Regions from separate parts of the Homo sapiens genome. Here region 2 is linked to region 1. A link is a loop called in an ENCODE intact Hi-C map of the cell type or tissue named here. Cell type or tissue: CD4-positive, alpha-beta T cell. All regions are shown on one strand. Each heading gives the region's core, and the rest is flanking DNA. Links, peaks and the distances in the headings are about the cores only.

Region 1 (10,421 bases), core at 1,355-9,354:
TCACGAGGTCAGGAGATGGAGACCATCCTGGCTAACATGGTGAAACCCCGTCTCTACTAAAAATACAAAAATTAGCCAGGCATGGTGGCAGGTGCCTGTAATCCCAGCTACTCTGGAGGCTGAGGCAGGAGAATCGCTTGAACCCAGGAGGCAGAGGGTGCAGTAGCTGAGATTGTACCACTGCACTCCAGCCTGGGTGACAGAGCAAATCTCTATCTCAAGAAAAAGAAAAAAGAAAAGAAATTAAGCAAAATGATCTTAAAGTTCAAGTGAAAGAGTAGAGTAGAACTGAGTCCAGAACTAGATTCCAGTATATGACGTTTATACGTGACAAAAATATATTTCTTTTTCTTTCTTTTTTTTTTTTTTTTTTTTGAGACAGTTTCCCTCTTGTTGCCCAGACTGGAGTATAATGGCACGATCTTGGTTCACCACAACCTCCGCCTCCCAGGTTCAAGTGATTCTCCTGCCTCAGCCTCCCGAGTAGCTGGGATTACAGGCATGTGCCACCACGCCTGGGCTAATTTTGTATTTTAGTAGAGATGGGGTTTCTCCATGTTGGTCAGGCTAGTTGCGAACTCCCAACCTCAGGTCATCTGCCCGCCTCAGCCTCCCAAAGTACTGGGATTACAGGTGTGAGCCACTGTGCCCGGCCGACAAAAATATATTTCAATAGAAAATAGTATCAGTAAAATGCTAGCACAACTAACTATCTGTCTAAAGACAATAAAAGTTCAACCCCTATATCATGCAAAAAGCACTTTCCAGATATATTAAAATGTTTTCAAGCTATAAAGTAAAACAGTAGAAGTCTTAGAAGAAAATCTAAGAGACTAGAAATCTAGAGATAGGGTAGACCTTCTTAGCTAATTTTTAAAAATGAAGCTATATTTAAGATATATATTTCAAGTAAATAATAAGTGTGTGTGTGTGTACACACAGATGCTTCTCAGCTTACAATGGGGTTATGTCCCAATAAGCCCATCAGAAGTCAAAAATGTAAGTCGAAAATGCATTTAATACCCTGATAAATCCATCACAAAGCTGAAAAATTATAAGTAAAACTGTAAGTCACAGACTGTATATATAAATTTAAAATTTGGCAAAATATATTGCAAAGTCAAATTTGGGAAAGTATAGCACAGATAAAAGATTAAACTATTCACGGCCAGGCACGGTGGATCATGCCTGTAATCCCAACACTTTGGGAGGCCGAGGCGGGTGGATCACCTGAGGTCAGGAGTTTGAGACTAGCCTGGCCAACGTGGAGAAACCCCATCTCTACTAAAAATACAAAATTAGCTGGGTGTGGTGGTGCATGCCTGTAATCCTAGCTACTCAGGAGGCTGAGGCAGGAGAATTGCTTGAACCTAGGAGGCGAAAGTTGCAGTGAGCCAAGATGGTGCCATTGCACTCCAGCCTGGGCAACAAGAGTGATACTCCGTTTAAAAAAAAAAAAAAAAAAAAAGGTAAACTATTCAAAAGATAAATGGTTGAAAGATATATAACTAGGCAGTTTAGATAAGAACAAATCCAAATGGCCCATCAACATAAAAAGATGCTCTAACTGTAGCCAGAGAAATACGAATCAAAGTACCAACGAGCCCAACACATGGACGAAAACTTCAGAGAACACTACAGTCCCAGAAGAGAGGTAAAGGGCAAGAAATGAATCATTTATTGCTGATGGAAATGTGCATTGTAGAGCTGATATCTGTTCAAATTAAATATGCATATTTGACCTCAATTCTACTACTGATATCTACACCAAGGAAATGAAAGGAAATGCACAAGATTATTTATTGCCACACTCTAGAAGGAAAAACAGAGTGCATGCCCATCAATAGAATAGTTGAATAAATTATGATTCATGCATAATATAGAACATTATGCATTCATTTAAAAATGAGTTTGATGTTTAAAGGTTGACTTAGAAGGATTCCCGTGCAAAGTGAACAAAACAGAATACCGAGAAGGATGTATGTGAGGGATGCATGTGGGCACCTGGGAAAGGAGATGAAGAAAGCAACTGAAGGATATTTACCAAGTTGTTAATATGCATTACCTGACATGGTGATATAGGAGTAGGGGTGAGGAAGTGAAGGATCTGAGTAGGTGGAAAAAGAAAAGCAAAAGTACAACAGCGGGAGAAAAAACAGGATGACTCGTCTAGAAGAGACATTGTCAGTAACAAGTAAATAACATTTTCTGGAATATAAAAAAAAAAGCTATATGAATGTCATCATTATATGTAAAATATGAATGTAAAATACATGGGAGGATAATATGCATTAATAAAAATTATGGTGCTGGCAACAGTATCATGGATGACTGTATTATTATTTCCTTTTCCTTAACATTGTTATGCTATCTTTGAGTAAAATTAATTTTAGAAATTTAAAAATAATTGTCATTATACTTAAACCTTATATTTAAACAAGAAAATAATTCAAAAAACCAAAGCAGTTTAACTTTCTTTCATTACCTGAAATTCAGCCTTTTTACACAGCTAGAGAACTTCAGTTGATCTTGTGAAGGACAAAGAAGCAGAAAGACTTCTCTAGGATGTTGGGTTTCCTAAAAGTTAAACTCAATCATTTAAAGTTGCAAATAGGTAGGCAGGATGGATTCTGAAGCACAGATTTCCCAAATGCCCTTTTTGCAGCAGATTCAGCTTCTAAACAAGTTTCAAGGGCAATGTTCATGATAGACGCAACTTTTTCTTAACATTATATTGCATTGTCAATATGTATTCCATCATTTTATGCTTTTCAATGCACTTCCATTTATAAAAGCCGCATAGTTTGCTCTTATATGCCAATATGTTTGTAGCTCAAAATATACTTGAAATATTTTAAGTCCGTTTGTGCTCTTGATTTATGAACTAAATATACTACATTTTCCATTGTTAAAATAACACCTTGGCTAGGTGTGGTGGCTCATGCCTATAATCCCAGTGCTTTGGGAGGCTGAGGCAAGAGGATCACTTGAGCCCAGGAGTTCAAGACCAGCCTGGGCAACATAGGGAGACTCTAGCTCTACAAAAAATTTAAAAATTAGCTGGATGCGGGGGCACATGCCTGTGGTTCCAGCCACCCAGGAGGCTGAGCCCAGGAGATCAAAGCTGCAGTGAGCCATGATCACGCCACTGTACTCCAGCCTGGGCAATAGAGCAAGACTCTGTCTCAAAAAAAAAATTAAAGACACCTTGAATATTCTGTTGTTTTTAAAGAGCAGATTCATAGGATCATAGATGCATGACGCATCTTCTTAAAGATACATTATCATAGATCCTCTAATTAGAAGATATTCACTTATAGACAAAGATATATATATATATATATATATATATATATATATAATTTTTCTTTTTTTTTGAGATAGAGTCTCGCTCTGTCACCCAGGCTGGAGTGCAATGGCGCCATCTCAGCTCACTGCAACCTCCGCCTCCCAGGTTCAAGCGATTCTCCTACCTCAGCCTCCTGAGGAGCTGGGATTACAGGCACGTGCCACCATGCCGGCTAATTTTATATTTTTAGTAGAGACGGGAATTTACCATGTTGGCCAGGCTGGTCTCGAACTGCTGACCTCATGATCCGCCACCTTAGTCTCCCAAAATGCTGGGATTACAGGCGTGAGCACTGCGCTCAACCTATATATATATATTTGAGATGGAGTTTCGCTCTCGTTTCCCAGGCTGGAGTGCAATGGTGCAATCTTGGCTCACTGCAACCTCCATCTCCCGGGTTCAAGTGATTTTCCTGCGTCAGACTCCCAAGTAGCTGGGATTACAGGCACACACCGCCATGCCTGGCTAATTTTTGTATTTTTTAGTAGACACGGGGTTTCACCATGATGGCCAGGTTTGTTTCGAACTTCTGACCTCAGGAGATCCACCCGCCTCAGCCTCCCAAAGTGCTGGTATTACAGGCATGAGCCACCACACCCAACCATATATATATCTTTAAAATGATTTATTTAGTTTGGCTTCCTCTTAAAAAACACCAGATTTTTGTTTGTGTATAAGTAGCAGTGATATTGCAAAGGAGTTAAATATCAGCAATGCGAAGCAAAACAGTGCTTTGAATGTATTTTAGGAGGAAACTGCAAAATATATATGTTTGGTTCAGATAGACCAGGTAGCATAAAAGATAGAAGAAACTGTTAAATTTCAAAAAGTTCATGAGTCAGGGGAGGAAAAAAATATTTGAGCCTGGAATGTGTAAGTTGTGTATGCCCTCAAAAACTCAGGTGTGCTATTTGAACTTCATGTATAGGAGAAAAGCTAATGGAAGGATTCAATAAGACAGATACGATTCTAGGAAAGGATGTGGTTGTGGTGATTATAGCAGGAAGCCATTGATTAAGTACATTATGTCTTTTCAGATATGGTTTTTTTTGGGGTGGCGAAGTGTCTGCTTTGAAGAAAAATGCATTACTTTAAGGTCAAACGGGGTCAGAGTTTAAATGTGGAGCCTGGTTGGTACTTGTTAAATTGCGTGTCTTCCCAGTTAAGCAGTGTGATGTAGTGGGTAGGATCATTGTCAGTTAACTTTTGGTGAGTTATTTCACCTCTTTACACTGCAGTTTTCTCTTCTGTAAAATTGAGAGAATAAGAATATTATCCTGAAAAATTTGCCCTGGGAACTAAATAATATTTATATAGCAGTTGAGATGTCATGCAGAACAAAAAGACTCCTTGAATTGAATTCTGGGTCCCCTACTTACTCTATGGAACCTTAGACAAATTATCTCTCTATGCCTTTGTAATTTTATGACAGAAATAATAGTACCTACCTCATAGATTTATTGTGAGGATTAAATTAGTTAACATACATAAATTGCTTAGGACAGGATTGGCATAGTTGGCATATAATAACAACTCAATAAACATTGGTTAATATTATAATGCACAACATATAATAAATATTCAATAAGTGTTTGCTATTTTATTCAACTCCAAGAAGGCAGGGACCATATCTATTTTATTCACATTCACCTGTTGACACTTGGTAAGTGCTCAATAAATTTTTCTTGAATGAGAAGGTCATTTTCAATCAATACACTTGCATACAATTTCTCAAAAATGACTCTAACAAGATTAATTTTAAAAATTCATCAGATTATTTTTTCATTTTCATTACATTCACATATAGATATTTCACAGTACTCTCTACCACTTCAAATGATGTCTCTATCATCATAATCTTGTGGTGTTTAGAAACAGGAAGAATCCTTGAACAATTTATTTTTTATAGCTTCTTTTCTTAATTCTTTCAAACTGTGTTCAATTTGAAGAGGAAAATAGAATGGTGAAGTATAAAACTTTCTAATTTCAAATTACTTATATTACTGAATTGTGATTTAAATGCTGACATCTGGGAGATTTTTAACATAAAATCATAAATACATTACTGCTTCTTAGAATTCTAATGCTAAGAGTTAGTTTTCATTGTGGCTTATGCTTCCAATGTCTTAAGCATAGAGTAGCTAGTGAGATTTTTGAGGTAGTGGTGAATTTGCTGACAAAAAGTTTGCCAGACAAATAAATCAATTGCAATGACTCTTCTTCACAGACATTTCAAGCCTCATCAGTAATGGAAATGATCTTGGGGCAACTGAAAAACTAAAATCATTATCCTCTGTTGATATAGGACATTATTCAGCTAAACCACAAAACTATTATTGCAACTTATGCATTTTGCTTTCCTGTTTTCACGTACTTCTCTGCTTGGCATAGAAATCCTGTAAATCCAACACACATCCACGTTTCTGTAAAGTGATTTATTAGGGCCCTTGGGAGAGCACTGTTTTGCTGTTTTCTCTAACTAGAACAATTTATACTCTATTTATATTTTATTATGCAAAGAATGTAGCTGGCATGAACCTTAACCCAAAAATCTGAGCAGACAAGAAAAGTCACATTAAAATTTTTCTCTTTTGTAGTTGTAGTTCTGACTGAGCCCTCATTCTGCCTGATTTGATGGGTTGAGGGCAGGAAATTCAACCTCACACATCATAGGGGCTGTCTCCTCTTCTCTAGGGTTTGCACAAACATTGGGGGGAAGGAGGCGTGGCTTCCGTGCTGCTAAGACACAGGAAAAGGCTTTTAGCTTTCAGTAGATTCTATCTACCTAATGCAGGTCATTGTCCAGGCCTCAGTGTTTGTCTGAAGATGGAAGGCATGTGCTATTCACATCCTGAATTAAGTAGAAGAGGGTGGGAGTGAGGCGGGGTGGGCCTGAAAATACAGAGAAAGCAAACAGACATCATTATCTGAATAAATAACTTTTTGAAAACAATGTAACAAATAATTAAAAATTTGAACGGATAATCAGTTACCATATATATATATATTATATATATTTATATATATATATAAAATTTTTAAAGCAAATACATTTATTTAAGAATAAAACATTGGCGCTGGGTGCGGTGGCTCATGCTTGTAATCCCAGCACTTTGGGAGGCCGAGGCGGGTGGATTACCTGAAGTCAGGAGTTCAAGACCAACCTGGCCAACATGGCGAAACCCCATCTCTACTAAAAAAAAAAAAAAAAAAAAAACTAGCCGGGTGTGGTGGCGCATGCCTGTAATCCCAGGTACTTAGGAGGCTGAGGCAGGAGAATTGCTTCAACCTGAGAGACAGAGGTTGCAGTGAGCCGAGATCGCGCCACTGCACTCCAGCCTGAGCAACAAGAGCAAAACTCCGTCTCAAAAAAAAAAAAAAAAAGAAAGAATAAAACATTGGGCGGGGCACGGTGACTCATTCATGCCTGTAATCCCAGCACTTTGGGAGGCTAAGGCAGGCAGCTTGCTTGAGCTCAGGAATTTGAGACGAGCTCAGGATTTCGAGACCAGCCTGGGCAACAAAGTGAAACCCAGTGTCTACAAAAAAATACAAAAATTAGCTGGGCATAGTGGTGTGCACCTGTAGTCCCAGCTACTTGGGAGGTTGAGGTGGGAGGATCGTTTGAGCCCAGGAGGAGTCGAGGCTACAGTGAGCCATGTTTGCGACACTGCACTCCAGCCTGAGTGACACAGTGAGATCCTGAGGAAGGGGAGGGGAGGGGAGGGCAGGGGAGGGGAAAGGAGAGAAGGGGAGAAGGAAAGAGGGAAGGAAGGAGGGAAGGAAGGAAGGAAGGAAGGTTGGAAGGGAAAGACAGGAAGGAAGGAAGGAAGCAAGGAAAAAGAAAAGAAAAGAGCATTGTTCAGGCACAAGGCCCTCAAGTTTGGTTTGTTTTTTTTAAAAAAAGAATAAAACATTGAAGAAAGAAAAAAGAAAAGAAAAGAAGGCAAAAGAAAGAAACCCAGCCAGGCATGGTGGCTTATGCCTATAATCCCAGCACTTTGGGAGGTCGAGGTGGGAGGATCACCTGTGGTCAGGAGTTCAAGACCAGCCTGACCAACATGGAGAAACCCCGTCTCTACTAAAAATACAAAATCAGCCAGGCATGGTGGCGCATGCCTGTAATCCCAGCTACTTGGGAGACTGTGGTAGGATAATCGCTTGAACCTGGGAGGCGGAGGTTGCAGTGAGCTGAGATTGCACCATTGCACTCCAGCCTGGGCAACAAGAGCAAATTCCATCTCAGAAAAAGAACAGGGGAGGGGGAGGGGAGGGGAGGGGATTGTTCAGGCACAAGACCTTCAAGTTTGTTTTTTTTTAAAAGATAAAACATTGCCCTGCACAACAATGTGAATGTATTTAATGTCAATGAACTACAAACTTAAAAGATGGTTAAAATGGTAAATTTTATGTACACATTACCACAATTTTTTTAAAGTAAATTAAAAGAGCTGGTCAACATCCAGGGAGGAAAAAAAAAGACTAAAACATTGCCGACCATGCGCTAATATCAATTTGCAAAATGTAAGTTTTACTAGTAATAGATTTTAAGTAAGAATATATATATATATATATAGAGAGAGAGAGAGTTTGTTTGTTTTGTTTTTGTTTGTTTTTGAGACAGGGTCTCGCTCTGTCGCCGAGGCTGGAGTGCAGTGGCGCGATCTCGGTTCACTGCAACCTCCGCCTCCAAGGTTCAAGCGATTCTCCTGCCTCAGTCTCCTGAGTAGCTGGGATTATAGGCATGCACCACCACACCCGCCTAATTTTTTATATTTTCAGTAGAGATAGGGATTCACCATGATGGCCAGGCTGGTCTCAAACTTCTGAGCTCAAGTGATCTTCCCACCTCGGCCTCCCAAAGTGCTGGGATTACAGGTGTGAGCCACTAGGCCCAGCCAATTCTATTACTTTAGATAAAAAGAATATTACTAAGTTATAATAGCATGTTTGCAATGTTTTGAGCTCAAAGAGGAAAATTCCCCAAATATTAAAATGAAAAAAATCACACCATCTTATATCTGAACAAGCTGTTAATAGTCTAAATACTTAATTTTGTTTTATATAAGCTTCTGTGTATCCTACAACTGTATTCAAGATTTTCCACTATCTTTTGAACATGGCAAAAGTATTTAAGCACCTGCTATAACTTAAATCACTAGACACACATCTGACTCACTGGAATTCTTAATGAACTTATTAAAATATTTATTTGAATTTCAATTGGATCTTGCTATGAAAATATATTGCTTTAAATAAAGCAAGGCATAGTGGGCCGGGTGCAGGGGCTCACTCCTGCAATCCCAGCACTTTGGGAGGCCGAGGCAGGAGGATCACTTGAGCCAGGAGACCAGCCAGCCTTGGCAACATAGTGAGACTCTGTCTACACACACACACACACACACACACAAAGGCTTTTGGTTTTTTGTTTTTTTTAATTAGCCAGGCATTGTGGTGTACACCTGTAGTCCTAGCTATTTGGGGGACTGAAGTGGGAGGATCACTTGAGCCCAGGAGGTCAATGCTGCAGTGAGTCATGATTGTGCCACTACACTCCAGCATGGACAACAAAACGAGACCCTTTCTCAAAAAACAAAACAAAACAAGGCATAGCCAAAGTCTCACCTAAGATGAGCACTATGAACTTTGGTATAATTTTTGTTCAGTATTGTTTTATACATTTTACATTGTTTCTGAGCATACTGATATATATAATATGGCAGTCTGCTTCCCTCATTTAAAGTAAAACATAAACATTTCCAAGTTATTACAAATGCTCTCTAAACTCCCTTTTAATGACTGCATAGCAGTCTATGACATGGTCTTGCTTTATTCCTCTTCTGCTTCTACTTAGTAGGAGCAGAGAAAATATGCCAAATGACTGTAGAATGTTTGGGGAGCTGTAGTTGAATATAGCTGGAATACAGAATTTGAGGCAGAGATAATAACAGGTAAATCACGTCCTGAAGGCTGAGTGTAGTAGTTTAAAGTTAAAATTGAGACTGGGAAGAAACTGAAAGGTGACAGTCAGATTTGCATATTTAGAAGATCATCCTCTTAGCAGTATAAAGAATGGAATTCGGTTGGAGGACCTACCTTAGAACAGTGAAGAGATGATGAGTTGGGACTGGAAATGAAGAAGGTAGCAATGGAAATGGGAAGACATATTTGAGATTTGGTGACAAAGTAGATGCAGGGGATGAGAGAAGAATAATTCAATTGACAAACAGAGAGATACAGCACCAAACAAAGATAAATATCTCTGCCCTCGTGGAACTTTAGTCCTACTGAGATTAAATTCCAGATTTTTGGCTAACTGGATATGGCCACTTGCCAAGACTAAAAAAAAAAAATATACAAGGAGAAGCAGGGTTGTTGTTGTATTGTTGTTTTGGTGAGGAGTGAGGGAGGGGCAGGTCTATTGAGTTCATGTTTAGAGTTAGAACATGTTAAGTTTCAGGTACCTTATATCTTCAAAGTGAATGTGTCTAGTAAGCCACCAGACGCATGAGTCTGGAATATAAAATTGAGATATGGGCTAGAATATAGATTGGAAATCTATTAGGAAACTGTCAGTAGTTTGAAGCCTGAAAATAATGCAGAACTGAGGAAGACAGGGCTTGGGTCTGAACTCTGGAAAAGATTAATTGATGTTTAAGGTAAAGGCAGATTTATAGAGCTCATAGAGAAGACTAGCCAAGAGAAGGCGGAGTGGACTAGGAGAAGCCCACTAACAAAATCATGACACCAAATGGCATGGGGGTACTAAGGAAGAGAGTGGTGAATGGTGTCAAATATTCTGGAGATGTTGAGAAATGAAAAATAAACTTTTCCTGGCAGAGATCATTGGTCACCTTAGTTAGTTTTCATTTACCAGTGAAGGTTGAAGTCAGACAGCATTAGGTCACCTTGTAAATGTAAATGGAGACAAAAAGGAAATATGACTCTTTCAAATTCTTTTGGTAAATTATGAATGATGTAGACAAATAATTTTGAAATGAAAAGATGTTCATGTTAAGTGAATAAGCAGATTGTAGAACAGTTTTACAATATAATTCCATTTGTTACAGTT
Region 2 (10,421 bases), core at 1,410-9,409, 77 kb before region 1:
CTGGTATGTCAGACTGAAATATAGGACAGAAGCAGCTTTCTTGAGGTATAATTTACATACCATAAAATTCACCTGTTAAGTGTACACCTCAGTGATTTTAGTAAGTTTATGCAGTTGTGCAACCACCACTACAATCCAATTTTCAAACATTTCTATTACCCCCAAAATTTCTCTTGCACACATTTGCAGTCAATTCCCAGTCTCATCCTAAGCCCCAGGGAATTACTATTCTGCTTTTTGTCTCTGTGGATTTAAATTTTCTAGAAATTTCACATAAATAGAATCATGCAAGATATAGTCTTTTGTGTCTGTCTCCTTTTGTTTCTCATACTGTTTTTGAAGTTCACCTGTGTGAACAAACTACTGATGTGTGTGTATATATACATATGTATATAGATGTGTGTGTATATATATAGATGTGTGTATATACATATATATATAGATGTGTGTATATACATATATAAACAGCTTTTTTTTTGTTGTTGTTGTTTTTAAGACGGAGTTTTCTCTTGTTGCCCAGGCTGGAGTGCAATGGCACGATCTTGGCTCAATGCAACCTCTGCCTCCTGGGTTCAAGCAATTCTCCTGCCTCAGCCTCCCAAATAGCTGGGATTACAGATGCCTGCCACCTTGCCTGGCTAATTTTTGTATTTTTAGTAGAGACAGGATTTCACCATGTTGGCCAGGCTGGTCTCGAACTCCTGACCTCAGGTGATCAGCCCGCCTCGGCCTCTCAAAGTGCTGGGATTACAGCCATGAGCCACCGTGCCCGGCCTTTTAGCTATTTTAAATAATGCTTTTATAAACATTTTTATACAAGTCTTAGCATGAGTATATATACATTTCTTTATTTTCTCAGGTAGACCTGTAGGAAATAAATTGCTGGGTCACATGCTAAATTTATGTTTAACTTTTTAAGATATTGCCAAAGTGGCTGCACCTTTTCACATTCTTGTGGTAATGTGCATTCCAGTTCCTCCATACACATGCATTCCAGTTTCTCCACATCTCCTATATTGCTATAGTCAGTCGAACAGTGGTATTTCATTATGACTTTTAATTTGCATTTCCCAAACCAAAGATGTTGAGGATCTTTTCATATGTTCATTAGCCATTCATATAGCTTTTTTGTGTGAAATATCTGTCAAATCTTCTGCCCTTTTGTTAATAGGGTAATTTGTCTTCTTATTAGTTATAAGTGGTATTTTTTACTCTTGATACAAGTGTTTCATCAGATATATGATTTGCAAATATCTTCTTTTAGTCTGTAGCTTGTTTTGTTTTTTGTTATTGTTGTTCGTTTTTTGTTTGTTTTGTTTTTTTAAGACAGAATCTTGCTCTGTCCCCCAGGCTGGAGTGCAGTGGCTCAATCTCGGCTCACTGCAACCTCTTCCTCCCAGCTTCAAGCAATTCTTGTGTCTCAGCCTCCTAGGTAGTTAGGATTACCACCACACCTGGGTAATTTTTTGTATTTTTGGTAGAGACAAGGTTTCGCCATGTTGGTCAAGCTGGTCTCGAATTCCTGGCCTTGAGTGACCCATCCACCTCAGCCTTCCAAAGTGCTGGGATTACAGGTGTGAGCCACCATGCCTGGCCATCTTTTCCTTCTGTTGTTGAGATGGAGTCTCACTCTGGTGCCTAGGCTGGAGTGCAATGACGCTATCTCAGCTCACTGCAACCTCTGCCTCCCGGGTTCAAGTGATTCTCCTGCCCCAGCCTCCCGAGTGGCTGGTATCACAGGTCCACACCACCACATCCAGCTAATTTTTGTATTTTTTTTTTTTAAATAGAGATAGGGTTTCACCACAAGTGATCTGCCTGCTTCAGCCTCCCAAAGTGCTGGGATTACAGGCATGAACCACAGCCCCTGGCCTTGTTTTTTTATTCTCTTAATTGTACCTTTTGAAGAGCAAAGGTTTTTAATTTTGATGAATTCACATTTATCAGCTTTTCTTTTATAAATTTTGCTTTTGGTGTTGTAACCCTTTTTGTTCTTGTTCTTTTTCTTTTTTTGCTTTATGTTTTTTCTTAATAGTTTTATATCCTCATTTTTTTATTTCTTGCATCTATATTTATGCCTAAGTTAAACTAAATCCACATTTCAAAACAAAATGTTTATCTGATTGTTCCCCTCTTTCATAAAATTACTTGTAAAAAGAGCCTCACTGGGTATTTTTTAAGTGAGGTGGACCCATTTAATGGTTTCAGTAAATATTATGTTGCCCCATAGGCCAAGATAATAATAGCTATTTATCAAGGGCATACTGTTTTTCAGGCACTGTTTTAAACTCTTTGCTGGTATTAATTCATTTCGTTCTTTTTTTTTTTTTTTTTTTTTTTTTTGAGATGGCGTCAGGCTCTGTTGTCCAGGCTGGAGTGCAGTGGTGCGATCTCAGCTCACTGCAACCTCCGCCTCCTAAGTTCAAGTGATTTCCTGCCTCAACTTCCCGAGTAGCTGGGATTACAGGTGCATGCCACCATGCCCAGCTAATTTTTGTATTTTTAGTAGAGACAGGGTTTCACCATGCTGGCCAGGCTGGTCTCAAACTCCTACTTCGTGATCCAACCACCTCCGCCTCCCAAAGTACTAGGATTACAGGCATGGGCCACTGCACCCGGCATAATTCATTTAGTTCTAATGCTCTCAGGTAGTAGGTACTATTATTATCACTACTCTAGAGGTATGCAAACAGATACACAAAATACTTCAGTAGATTGCCCAGGAATTAGCAGAGCTGGTATTTGAACTCAGGCAATCTAGCTCTAAAGTATGCATACTCTTAACCACTATGCTAGACTATGCCAAAGCAATTTCCCCTACAAAATAACTCCCCAGAGAAGATCTGTTTCTGTGAAGGTATGTGGCGGGTGTCCCGTAGTGTCACCCCAGCCCCTCTTCTCCGAAACTGCCTAGTTTGCCCACAAGGAAGGTTCCTGTTTCTTTTGTGTGAACTTCCCATGGGACCTAACCCTGCCCCTCCCCAAAACACAGCCATTGCTGAGTAAGCCAAGAGTGAACAATAATCTAAGCTGAACATATCATATTCTCATTCTTACTTGAGGTTTGAGAAACACTGGGATTGGAAATCAAGTCGGATCATTGGATGGTCATAGGCTGGGGCCTCCATCAACTGCCACTGCAGTCCCAGGACTTTCCTTAGTTCCATCCTTCCTGAGGCCTGGCCATTCAATAATTCCATCATTTCCTGAGATACCGCTGCATTTTTCTAATACATTCCCATTCTGTTTAAGGTAGGTCAGGTTGGTTGCTGCTTGCAACCAACCAACGGTCACTACTATAAGCAGCCATAGTTGAGGCTTATTCTCTATCATTTCAGGGTCCACAATCTGCCCCGTCACTGCTCAGGTTTCAGGACCTCCGGCCAGACCTGCTGACCTCTCTGAGCCCTAGGGCACTGAGCACTAGTGACACTCACTTGTCAAGTGTGTCTTGCCTGGGATAGTCTATCTAGGCCTTTCAGGAGACAACTGGTTTAACTGACAAACTAAACTGCTAATGAGAGAACTAGAAGAAACTCTCAGTCTCTCCTTCTTACTCTCAGGTAACATATGTATACTGTAACAGAGGATTTCTGAAGACAGTGGCACTTTTGTTTTGTAAACCAAGAATGGCTTTAATAGTGGTGATTTCGGGTCAAATAAGAGAGAAGAAATATCTCTGGGCAATAGAGGTCTCATTATGCCCCTTATGATTTATTTTCTCTAGGCAGCAGCTTCTTTCCCTTAGCAGAGCGCAGGCTAGAGAAGAAAGAGCCACCACTACATTCCATCAGAGACAGCAGTAGTTCCAAAGTGATTTCAGAACGTGCAGCAGCTCCAAAAGTGAAGCTAGCTCCTGTGATAGTAACAAGTGGCTTGTTTGAGAGAAGGAGCATGGGCTTTGAAGCCAAATCAACCTATATTCAAAATAGCTTTGAGAGAAGGAGCATGAGCTTTGAAGCCAAATCGACCTATATTCAAAATTCTGGCTCTCTGCACACACAGGCAAGTTCTGAGCCTCTTTCTTTGCCTTTAAAATAGTGTTGATAATAATGGCAACCTTGAAGGGTTGGAGGTTTCATTTGTAAAAAGCTTGACACACTGCCTCCCTTATATTATTTGAGTTTCCCCTTTTCAAAAGGCAGCAGCTCCATAGTTCTCTCTGTTGTTTCTCAAACACACAACAAAATTACTCACAAAAGGATCATACTTCTGAGTGTAAAATTGAGATACTTCATGATTATTGTTCTGTAATTACACAAGACATCAGATACTCAGTACCTGCTTTCCAGAAAGTATGATCTAGGCTACAGGAAATTTCCCTGTAGTTGTAACTATTGGATTACACAGCAAATACTACCCAACAATTGAAAAATTATCTAAAGTTTCAGAATATTTAAAAAATCACTGTTATTTTCCTTGCAATTTATTTTCCAATGGTTGAGAGAAAGCAGCTGAAAATTTTCTTTCCCAAATATAAAAGAATACTTTTATAATTATTCTAATACCTTTGTTCTTTCCATCAAACCTCACAAACACATCAGAACTTCATACTATTCATCAGTGTCTCTGGATGAGCTACCTTTGGCAGATACTAAAATCACCGCCAGGAACCATGGAATTAAGAAATCTAAGTATGGACTGAATTCCTAAAAATCCATGGGAAAATCTATCAATATAACCTTTAAAAGTGAGTCTAGATATTAATAAATGATAATAAAATCAAAGTAACTAACATTCATCGAATGCTGACTAGGGACAAGGCAGTGTGCAAAGGATTTTAAATGGATTCTTTCATTTAATCCTCACAAGCCTATAAAGCCCATACTAGTTTTAGACTCATTTTTTTCTGTGAAGAAACTCAAACTTAAGATATGGAAATAGTGTGAGTTCTCACAGCTAATAATTTATGAAGTCAGAATTTGAACCCAGGCTTTCTGACTAAAAGCCCAAGCTCTTTCTTAATCAAGACATTCCTTAAAAATTGCAGCAAAATATACATAAAATGTACCAATGGAATCATTTTTAAATGTACAGTTCTCAGTTGGGCACAGTGGCTCATGCCTGTAATCCCAGAACTTTGGGAGGTTGAGGAGGGCCGATGGTGCACACCTGTAATCCCAGCTACTCAGGAGGCTGAGGCATGAGAATCACTTGAACCCAGGAGGTAGAGGTTGCAGTGAGCTGAGATTGTGCCACTGCACTCCAGCCTGGGTAACAAAGCAAGACTCAGTCTCAAAAAAATAAAATAAATGTACAGTTCTGCAGCATTAAATACATTCATGTTGTTCTTCAACCATCACCACTATTCATCTCCAGAAATTTTTAATCTTCCCAAACTTACTCTGCACTCATTAAACACAAACTCCCCTCACCCCAGCCCCTGACCACCATTCTACTTTCTGTCTATATGAATTTTACTACTCTAGGTACCTCATATGAGTGGAATCGTACAATATTTGTCTGTTTGTGGCTGGCTTATTTCACTTAGCATAATGTCCTCAAGGTTCATCCATGTTGTAGCATGTGTCAGAATGTCCTTCCTTTTTAAGGCTAATTACTACAGCCGGCCCTCCACATCCACCAGTTCCACATCCTTAGATTCAACTAACCTCAGATTAAAAGTGTTTTTTTTGAAATTAAAAAAAAATTTTAAAACAATACAGTATAACAACTATTTGCATAGCATTCACATGGTATTATTAGATGAGATGATTTAAGAATACAAGAGGATGTGCATAGGTTATATGCAAATACTATGCCATTTTATATAAGGGACTTGAGCATCCATGGATTTTGGCATCTGCAGTGTTCCATTATATACATACCACATTTTGTTTATCCATTCATTTCTTTATCAGCACTTGGGTTGTTTCCATCTTTTGACTATAGTGAATAGTACTGCTATAAGCATGGGAGGGCAAATATCTGTTGCAGTTGGATTCAGTTGTTTTGGGTATATACCCACTAACTAAGATATTTTAGGCCAGACATGGTGGCTGATGCCTGTAATCCCAGCACTTTGGGAGGCCGAGGCAGGTGGATCACCTGAGGTCAGGAGTTCGAGACCAGCCTGGCCAGCATGGTGAAACCTGTCTCTACTAAAAATATAAAAAAATTCGCCGGGCATGGTGGTAGGTGCCTGTAATCCCAGATACTCTGGAGGCTGAGGCAGGACAACTGCTTGAACCCAGGAGAGGGAGGTTGCAGTGAGCCGACATGGTGCCACTGCACTCCAGCCTGGGCAATGGAGTGAGACTCTGTCTCAAAAAAAAAAAAAAAAAACTAAGGTATTTTAAATACCTTGCTTCTCTTTGCTATTGGCCAATTATTCTTTGCCTTTTGTTTTTTGTGGACATCTCCATTTATGAAGCATTTATAAATGTGTGAACATCTAGGGAGATTCTCATGTGTCATCTTAGGCCAGTATCATGAATAACAGTCGGAAGAGGCTGGGGTGGTTCACAGCTTGGGCAAATGTAGGTACATGAGGCAGACTGGTGAACCAGATAGAATTTTCAGACCAAATATATTTTAAACATAATTTTCCTCCCTTGGCTAACGAGTTTTTGACATGCTTTTTCAAGCATTAAGGACATGACAACCTCTGAAGAATTTAGATAAGAGACAGAAGGGGAAAGGGATCCTAGAGAAAAAAAGTTGTGGTTCTGAGTTCTACTATGAAGCAGGAAGGAAATGTGCAAACACATCAGTGATGTTAAAGTCAATCTTAAAAAAGGCAAAAGAATGTAATTTTTTTTTTTTAAGACAGAATCGTGCTCTGTTGCCCAGGCTGGAGTCCAGAGGCATAATCATGGCTCACTGCAGCCTTGACCTCCCTGTCTCAGGCCTCAGGCAATCCTTCCATGTCAGTCTCCCAGGTAACTGGGACTATAGGTGTGTGCCACTGCACCCTGCTAGTTTTTTTTTTTTTTTTTTTTTTTTTTTTTGAGATGCAGTTTTGCTCTTGTTGCCCAGGCTGGAGTGCAGTGGCACAATCTTGGCTCACCACAATCTCCGCCTCCCGGGTTCAAGCGATTCTCCTGCCTCAGCCTCCCGAGTAGCTGGGATTATAGGCGCGCGACACCGTGCCCAGCTAATTTTTGTATTTTTAGTAGAGACAGGGTTTCTCCATGTTGGTCAGGCTGGTCTTGAACTCTCGACCTCAGTTGATCCGCCCGCCTCGGCCTCCCAAAGTGCTGGGATTACAGGTGTGAGCCACCGTGCCCGGCCTAATTTTTTTTATTTAATTTTTTATAGAAAGTGGGACTTACTATGTTACCATTCAAACTCCTGGGCTTGAGCGATACTCCCACCTCATCCTCCCAAATTGTCGTGCCCAGCCAGGATGTAATTTTAAAAAGAAAAAAGAAATGGACAGAATCAGCTAGCACAGGGCACTGAAAAATACATGCCCTTAGAATGCTGCTCTGCCACTATTAAACTTTGTTATACTTTTATCAGAACCCCACTGAGTAATTGTTTTCTCAAATATATTCACCTTCAGACAAAATAGTCTGCCCACAACACACACCCGGGTATGACTCTTTTTTCTTCTTTTTGATTTGGTAAAGCATCTACCAGAACTATCCTTTGGTAGCTTTCTCCCTATTTAAACCATCCTTCATTACCCCATTATATTCTTCATTACACTGCTGTAGTCAGCACTGTAACCAGATGGAAAGGAATGACCATGAGATCCCTAGAAATGGGGACCTGGGCTTCTGCCTCAGGCTGACATTGCAGCCCCATATTTCTAAATTAGCCTCCAGCAACCTGTTTTCTAATCTGAAAATGGGAATAAAAATACCCAACTCAAAGGATTTTTGAAAGGATCAAATGAGATGAGTTCCTACTATGTAGCAGTTGCTTAATTATTAACTGCACTTCTTGTCTGGATTTTCAATCCACTTTCCATGTTTTCTTCACATAATAAAAATATGTGTGTATAGAAGAGGGTCCTTACTTTCTCAGCCTTGTATTTATATTATAGATAAAGATGTGTAATGTAAAAGCCATAGCATTTTTGCTACGGAGTACTTATGAAGGTATTGACCTGAAGTGATGTCATTTATACAAAAGCTGAAAAATAAGGAAAGACACATCACACACACAAAAAAAATACAAATGGCCATTCACTCAACAAAAGGAGGAGAGACTGTTAGAGACTAAAAGAGATTTAAGGGCTGAGCTCAGTGGCTCACACCTGTAATCCCAGAACTTTGGGAGGTTGAGGCAGGAGAATTGCTTAAGGCTAGGAGTTTGAGGCTGCGGTGAGCTGTGACTGTCCACTGCCCTCCAGCCTTGGGCTACAGAGCAAGACCTCGACTCTAAAAAAATAAAATAAAATAAATAAGAGATATTTAAGAGACACAACAATTAAATGTAATGTTTGGATTTGTTTGGACTATGAATTAAACAAACAAGCAGTAAAAAGTTATCTTTGGTACAATCAGGAAATTTTAAATATGACCTGGATATTAGATTGTGTTAAGGAATCATTTTTATGTATGTATGTATGTATTTATTTATTTATTTTTATTTATTTATTTTTTTTGAGATAGAGTCTCGCACTGTCGCCCAGGCTGGAGTGCAGTGACACAATCTCTGCTCACTGCAAGCTCCGCCTCCCGGGTTCACGCCATTCTCCTGCCTCAGCCTCCCAAGTAGCCGGGACTACGGGCACCCGCCACCATGCCCTGCTGATTTTTTGTATTTTTAGTAGAGATGGGGTTTCACCATGTTAGCCAGGATGGTCTCGATCTCCTGACCGAGTGATCCACCCGCCTTGGCCTCCCAAATAAGGAATCATTTTTAATTTTGTTACATGTGACAATGGCATCGTGGTTATATTTTTTAAATGTTCTATCTGTGGGGAATGCATACTGAATTATTTATAAGTAAAACAAAATGATGTCTTGGATTTTCTTTAAACTACTCCAACCAGAAAAATAGAGAGGATGGATGAAACAAGATTAGCAAACTGAGGTTAAATGTTGAAATGGAATGATGAGGACATGGTGATTCATTAAACTCTTCTATTTATTTATGTTCAAAATTTGCCATAAGAAAAAGTTTTTGTTTTTTTTTTTTAATTAACACTGCTATTTAGAGACTAGTTGAGAGGAAGGACAAAGTGAAAGCACATAAATAAACCAGCCAGACAATAAAAATAAAGAAAAGTAGTTAGATTTGACTGACTGACTCTGGAGTCAGTCAGAATCAATAGGATTTGCTGAAGAATTTGCTACGTGGAATAAGGTAGAGGGAAGTGGCAGATTTCTGTTTCAGGGAGCTGGTGCCATTTATTGATAGGAGGATTCCTGGAGGAAGAGCAGTCTTGAAGGAGGTCATCAAGGAAAGCTTTCCAGGAGGCAACTGGCTCTATGCATCTGGAGCTCAGCAGAGAAGTCTGAACTGCAGATAGGGATCTATGAGTTATTGGCTATTAGACAGCATGTAAAAACATGGGCAAGACTATAAAATTGCCCAGCAGAAATATATAAGGAAAAACTCCAGGATCAAATTCTGAGGGACTGCAACCCTTAAAGGACAGGAAGAGGAAGGGACAGGCCAAAGAGAAATTGAGAAGGAGCAGTCAGAGAAAGGAGGAAACCATGAGAATGTGGTGCTGTAAAAACTAAGGGAACAAAAAAACTTTTCTTTTTTAAGATGGAATTTCACTATTGTCACCCAAGCTGGAGTGCAGTGGCACAATCTCAGCTCACTGTAACCTCTGCCTCCTGGGTTCAAGCAATTCTCCTGCCTCAGCCTCCCAAGTAGCTGGGATTACAGGTGCCCGCCACCATACCTGACTATTTTTTTGTATTTTTAGTAGAGTTGGGGTTTCACCTTGTTGGCCAGGCTGGTCTCAAACTCCTGACCTCAGGTGATCTGCCTGGCTTGGCCTCCCAAAGTGCTGGGATTACTTGGCCTAAAATAGACTTTTTTTGAGCTTCCCTAATAATCAAATAGCATGTTAACGTACTCATGGTATAAACTTTATAGCATTGTTTCCATTGCAGAAATATCTTCAAATTGCAAACTACTGACAAACACAACCAATTTTTGAGAACTGTCATAAGCAAAGCAATGTGAAAGTTTAATAAACATTTGTTGAATTCTTACTATGTTTGCACAAAGCATTATTGTGCCAGAGGAAGTAGCAGAAAGCAACATATATTGATAATCCGTTAGATGATGATAGCCAGTAGTTAATAGAGTGCTTACTCTGTGGTAAGCACTATTCTATTTGTACTGTGAACTCATTTAATTCTCACAATAACCCATGACATAGGTTATATTATTGTACTCATTTTACAAATGAGAAAACTGAAGTACCCGAAGTAAATTCCTCAGGATGAGTAGAGCCTGTATTTCGACATGTGGAGTATGGCATCAGAGCTGGTCCGCTTAACCAC

Evidence for each region. Peaks named below come from ENCODE experiments on the same cell type or tissue, not always from the same donor. Only the 100,000 strongest peaks of a DNase experiment are listed, where the experiment ranks them.
Region 2: a loop joins it to region 1, with 2.3 times the contacts of the local background. A loop is called at or near these places in 4 of 110 quality-filtered maps.

The regions. Positions count from the first base shown.
Region 1 is chr12:68,669,581-68,680,001 of GRCh38, forward strand. RAP1B (RAP1B, member of RAS oncogene family) reads left to right here. Exons shown (of 8, transcript NM_001010942.3): 8 at 1-2,321. LOC100507250 (a long non-coding RNA gene) reads right to left here. Exons shown (of 3, transcript NR_038930.1): 3 at 4,791-6,241. Among named protein-coding and RNA genes, the nearest start is that of NUP107, 12 kb to the right of the region's middle. In CD4-positive, alpha-beta T cell, for the core only: no CTCF peak of the experiment used is centred there; DNase peaks (open chromatin) are centred at 4,391, 6,061 and 6,781; H3K4me3 peaks cover 832 bases; H3K27ac peaks cover 1,129 bases.
Region 2 is chr12:68,592,544-68,602,964 of GRCh38, forward strand. No RefSeq gene overlaps it. Among named protein-coding and RNA genes, the nearest start is that of RAP1B, 13 kb to the right of the region's middle. In CD4-positive, alpha-beta T cell, for the core only: no CTCF peak of the experiment used is centred there; no DNase peak of the experiment used is centred there.